Regions from separate parts of the Mus musculus genome. Here region 1 is linked to region 2. The links are chromatin loops, found by intact Hi-C in ENCODE. Cell type or tissue: left cerebral cortex. All regions are shown on one strand. Links, peaks and the distances in the headings refer to the core of each region. The heading gives the core; the rest is flanking DNA.

Region 1 (2,904 bases), core at 305-2,804, 160 kb after region 2:
GTTTTATTTTGTTTGAGACAGTGTCTTATATAACCCACAGCCTGCCTCAAACTCAATATTAGTGAAGGCTGGCTTTGAACTCCTGATCCTCCTGCCTCCCATCTGTTTTTGTTTTTCTTTTTTTCCCCCATACAGGATTTCCTCTGTGTAGCCTTGGCTGACCTGGAACTCACTCTGTAGACCAGGCTGACCTGAAACTCACCCACTTGTCTCTCTACCTCTGAGTGCTGGCATAGTGAGCCACCACCAATGGCACTGCCTCCAGCTCTTTAGAGCTGGGATTACAGGGATACACCAACATGCCCAGAGCTTTTTTGTTGCTACTGTTTGCTTTTTCACACTTGACACAAACTTTCCTGCTAAAACCCTCTTCTTTGTTATTTCATTTTGTTTCTTGGGTTTTTTGTGAGCAGGAAACAATAAAAGAGATTTTAACTACCCTCTTATATAAAAGATGTGACTAGCTGTGACTGCTTCCCCTCTCACTGACAATGCCCACTTCCAACATCTAAAATGTCCAGCACTATCTGAAAGCTATGGCTAAAAGGATCAAGCTTCCAAACTCCTGGGAAAACAGTATTCCTCTTCTAAGGAACTCCAACATATTAACATCATTTTAAAAAAAGACAAAGGAGCCCACACAGCTTAATTTCAATTCAGGCATGACAGGAAAACGTTGGTAATGACAAAGCACTTTTAACAAGCCGGAGGAAAAGCCTTCCACCTCTGCAGCTTCCTGCGACTCATCCCCATCCTCAAAGACAACTGCCTTCTTCTATCTGTCAAGTCTCTCCTAGGAGCCTGAAGGCTTCCGTTCAGGTCAGCAGCTGGCGCTATCAGTGGTACTGAAAATGCAATTATTTATTCGCGATAAGCTCCCCGCTCAGCTTCGGTACAGCAGCATCTGCAGTATCTATCCTCAACAGATCATCATGCACTGCATCACTTTTAATGTCGTAACGTCATGCAAATTCCATGTTAATCGATAGATAAGACTGATGTTTCCGAGAAGATTTGCCCTTCGGGAAGGCAGGAAGACATTTTGAGGAACCCGAAAAACAAATCCTTTCGGCATTAGGTGTTCAAGGAGAGCAAAATAACACACTCGACTAAAAGCAAGCATTTCTCAAGAGATTATGTGGGTTGACTTAAGAATATGAATCACCCACATAAGCTATAACCAGTCCTTTCCACCTTGAACGAGGATAGATGCCACAACCTCAAAATAAATGAAATCATGTCTGACAGGCATAGCTGACAGGGCTGACAGGGCTGACAGCCTCCAGTGAGTTACCGCCCTCCTCCTGTTCCTTCATGATTACAGGCCTCTCCAAGACTATCTCTACCCCCACTGAAACCAAACACAATACGAATTTGGAAAAGCGGTTTCCAGGGGTCGCGAAATGAAGTACGAAGAAAGTAATTCTGCAAAAGGGTGATCCAAACCCAAGGTCCTCCCAGGAGGACTCTCGCTCGGATTCTCCAATCCTCCCTTTCTAGCAGGGAGCATTTGTCGTTCACCTCTTCGTTTCTAAGCTGCACAGTGAGAGCGCAGAAATTTTCTGGACCAGGCATAACCTGTCTCCTGGTTAGGGAAGAAATCCCCAAATTGTAAGACCCTTTAAGAAATCCCCCCAGATCACTCTGCCTATCCGATCTCTTCTGTCCTTTCGCCTCCTCCTCTCCCGGGTCATTCCTGAGCAGTGGCCCTCCAGTTCCTCTGCCCACAGGAAGGGTGTCCGAAGAGGGAGATGAGCCCCCCATATTTTTCTCAGAGACCTAAGATCCTGGCTAATTCTTCTGACAAGCATCCGAGGTATCCGAGTGCGCTCCACGTCCCCTCGAAAGCCACTCGGGGAAGCGCTCTTTCTACAACCCCAGCTCACCTCTCGCCGGCTCCGCCGCCGCCGCGACCGCAGCCGCCGCAGCAAAGCGACCCCGGCTCAGGCTGAGCAGAGTCGCCGACCAGCGTACGCAAGCAAGGCTCCGCCCCCACGCCACCGTCGAGTCCCGCCCCCGAGATGATTTCATCTCAGTTGACCAATAGGATGCTGCCTCTCCCCTGCTGCCGCAGTGCAGAGTCTATGGGGCTCGGGCGAGTCCTGGTGTGCAGTCGCCATCTTTGTTCCGGCGTTGTGATTTCTATCCCAGTTTGGAAGTCATCTGGGCTGGGCGTGTGACTTTTGAAGTGTTTGCCTTTTGAGCCCATCAGAATCCTTTCTCTCTATTATCCTCGGAGCAAGGTTACCTGCCATCTCTACTTTCCAGAGAACCAATTCACAACTTTTTCTTGGAGAAAGCAGCATGAAAGAAATGGGCACATTATAGAATGATCTGAGAGCTTGAAGGGAGCCTCAAAGCTAGTCTTCTTTACGTATACGCATCCTATGTCGTTCTTAGACCTCTGAAAATATTTGAGCCCCAGACTGGAGAGCGACTTAAGATAAGTCCTATATTAGAGACATAGGATCTCGTCCACTTACAAAGTATCGGATTCATTCTTCCAGCAGCTACCTAGGATTTACACTTATCCAAATTGGAAAAAAAAAAAAAATCCCCGGAAGACCACATGTTGACAAAGTAATTATTTTTATCTTGCTTACTAGGTTTCTGTGAACCCATCTGACCACGTAGGAGTTTTCAGTTCCTCATATATCTTTTGAATGCAAAATAATACCTACCTTTTTTTTTTAAAGCTCCTTTTCTAAATATTGATAGAGTCCTTTCCCCCCAATTAAAGAAGAGTAGGGAGTCAGCAGAAACATCAGGAGGAACTTGGAGAACTGGTCAGTCAGTCTCTGTGGGTGGCGGAACTCATTGAGATTCAAGTGTAGTGAAGGAGGTATTTCGGATTTAAAAAAAAAAAAAAAAGCAACTTGTACTGATAATTTTTATCTGCTTGGC
Region 2 (2,904 bases), core at 173-2,672:
AACTCCGTGCTTTCATCTTACTGTACTTTACACAGCGAAGGCTCAGAGGAAAACAAAACTTGTGCAAGACCATGCAAGCATTCCTTTTCCTTTGACTAGATAGAAATCGGGCAAGGTGGGATGGAAACGTGAACCCTCCTCCTTGGCCCTCCTCCCCACCCCTTCCTTCCTGCCCCCGCTAGTTATTTAACTTTAGCCTCTGTGGCTGTACCTCAGAAACCCTTGTAGCCAGAGATGGGGACCAAGCCCACAGAGCAGGTGGGAGTCGGGGCAGGGAGGGGGAGAAGGGTTGCAGAGAGGGTGGGGAAGGGGAAAGGGATGGGGTTCCCTGCCTGACAGCAGGCCTCTGTCATCTAGCACCTGTGAGGAGCCTACAAATCCTACCTAAGACCCCTTTGGTGTGAATGTTTTCAATACATCTGTGCTCTAACAGTAGGGTGGGGAGGAGAGAAGGGAAAGGAAACAGAAGCCCCTTTAGCCTAAGCTTGAAGTCTAGGGTCCAGGGCTGAAGCAAAGCCCTGCATCTGACTTACTTTCCAGGAGAGGGCACTGCAAAGCGAACAGAAGCGCTGAGATTTATTAATAATACAAATGCTTGCTCTAGGGCGAGTTAGATGTTTCTGTTGTCTATTATCTTGCACGGTTTCAACAGTGCTCACTGCTAGCTTGCCAGGTGGGCTGAACGGGGCTTTTCTACACCGGGTAAAACACATTTAGGAAGTGGCGTCCAGAAAAAGCCGGTGGCTGCTCAAGGTCATCCAGGAAGCTGGAAGCAGAGTTAGAGAGACTGCAAGCGAAGCTTAACTGCCTGTTCAGGGCACACTAGCAAGAATCTGGAGAGAGAGAGAGAGAGAGAGAGAGAGAGAGAGAGAGAGAGAGAGAGTCATCTGGTATTGAGGCTTTGAATGAGGCACCTATGTGAGATGGAAGGGTGTGGGAATGTCTTACACGGTCCCTCTTCTCATTTTGATGCCACCAGGTCTCCTGGGGACTTTACTCCGGGTACGATGAGGAGGCCTATTCGGTTGGGCCGCTGCCAGAGCTCTGTTACAAGGCTGATGTCCAGGCTTTCAGTCGGGCCTTCCAACCCAGTGTCTCCCTGATGGTGGCTGTACTGGGTCTGGCTGGCAATGGCCTAGTCTTGGCCACCCATCTGGCAGCCAGACGAACTACCCGATCTCCCACCTCCGTTCACCTGCTCCAGTTGGCCCTGGCTGACCTTTTATTGGCCCTGACTTTGCCTTTTGCTGCAGCAGGGGCTCTTCAGGGCTGGAATCTAGGAAGTACCACCTGCCGTGCCATCTCAGGCCTCTACTCGGCCTCTTTCCACGCTGGCTTCCTCTTCCTAGCCTGTATCAGCGCCGACCGCTATGTGGCCATCGCACGAGCTCTCCCAGCCGGGCAGCGGCCCTCAACGCCTAGCCGAGCGCACTTGGTTTCAGTCTTCGTGTGGCTGTTGTCGCTGTTTCTGGCTCTACCTGCGCTCCTTTTCAGCCGGGACGGGCCACGTGAAGGCCAACGACGCTGTCGGCTCATTTTTCCCGAAAGCCTCACGCAGACTGTGAAAGGGGCAAGCGCAGTGGCGCAGGTGGTCCTCGGCTTCGCGCTCCCTCTGGGCGTCATGGCAGCCTGTTATGCGCTCCTGGGCCGCACGCTTCTGGCCGCCAGGGGGCCAGAGCGGCGGCGTGCACTGCGCGTCGTGGTGGCTTTGGTGGTGGCCTTCGTGGTGCTGCAGTTGCCCTACAGCCTTGCCCTGCTGCTGGATACAGCCGATCTACTGGCAGCCCGCGAGCGGAGCTGCTCCTCCAGCAAGCGCAAGGATCTAGCTTTGCTGGTCACCGGCGGCTTGACCCTGGTCCGTTGCAGCCTCAATCCGGTGCTTTATGCCTTTTTGGGCCTGCGTTTCCGCCGGGACCTGCGGAGGCTGCTCCAGGGCGGAGGATGCAGCCCGAAGCCCAACCCTCGTGGCCGCTGCCCCCGTCGACTCCGCCTTTCTTCCTGCTCTGCTCCTACTGAGACCCACAGTCTCTCTTGGGACAACTAGGGCTACAATTCCAGAGAAGGGGGAGGGCTAAAGAAACAATCCCAGGGAGGGTAATAGAAAGGGGAGTAAGTAGGGGGACGTTGAGAAAGACTTCAGGATCTAAAGAGATTGCCTCTGCGCTTAATTAAATTGATTCTGTGCAAATGAGATGCAACCCAACTACTGTTACTATTTTTGAATTACCAGCTTTGGTTGCAGCAAGGCCAAGACAGTGGGTTACACCCCACGCCCCTGCTTGCGTCTCAGTGGGAGGTGTGAAGGGACAGGGGTTGCTGAGTCGGCTAAAGCTTTGAGTACTGACACGCCCTATGCTTCACTCGGTCTCTGCCAACCGAGGTGAGGTGGGAAAGCTGCCAGGTGAGGAGGGGCGGGGTTTCTCCTCGGGAGTCAGTGTAAGAAAGGGCTTTCTAATAACCCTATCGCTATCCAGTAGTGGCTGCTTTAGCAAGTACCTAGATCCCAGCGTGTGAAATGTATGGGGTGATGCTGTCCCCAGCTGTACGTGCGTGGGTCTGGTAGAGGCTGGAGGCAAGAGATTCTAGTTTGGGGTAGGTTTTTGGATCCCTTCTAAAGTCCTGCTGTGCAAAGAAAAACGCTAATTAAAAAGTTGAGTCTGATGGTGTGTGGACTGGATACCTGTAGCCCCAGCCACTCCAGAGGTTGAGACAGGAAGATCAATAATAATAACAATATCCTGCCTAAGAAGAAATAGAAAAATGTCAAGGTGGACTTTTCTACCTAGGATATATATATATATATATATATATATATATATATATATATATATGAATGAGGGGGATTGCAATTTGCAAATTTTCCGAGAGGTGTTACTGGGCCTGAGCTCAGAGTGTGGGGCGCTT

What was found. Peaks named below come from ENCODE experiments on the same cell type or tissue, not always from the same donor. Only the 100,000 strongest peaks of a DNase experiment are listed, where the experiment ranks them.
Region 1: it touches region 2 in a loop (2.0-fold over the local background); 2 of 42 quality-filtered maps call a loop at or near these places.

What each region holds. Positions count from the first base shown.
Region 1 is chr11:101,008,547-101,011,450 of GRCm38, reverse strand. Atp6v0a1 (ATPase, H+ transporting, lysosomal V0 subunit A1) reads right to left here and starts at 2,010. Exons shown (of 22, transcript NM_016920.4): 1 at 1,887-2,010. In left cerebral cortex, for the core only: a CTCF peak has its summit at 1,776; DNase peaks (open chromatin) are centred at 828, 1,281, 1,535 and 2,033; H3K4me3 peaks cover 2,423 bases; H3K27ac peaks cover 2,404 bases.
Region 2 is chr11:101,172,754-101,175,657 of GRCm38, reverse strand. Ccr10 (chemokine (C-C motif) receptor 10) reads left to right here and starts at 215. Exons shown (of 2, transcript NM_007721.4): 1 at 215-258; 2 at 980-2,660. The coding sequence starts at 235. The coding sequence ends at 2,044. It also overlaps a transcript of Cntnap1 not described here. In left cerebral cortex, for the core only: CTCF peaks have their summits at 539 (motif pointing right) and 1,660; DNase peaks (open chromatin) are centred at 663, 1,689, 1,892 and 2,405; H3K4me3 peaks cover 1,050 bases; H3K27ac peaks cover 1,957 bases.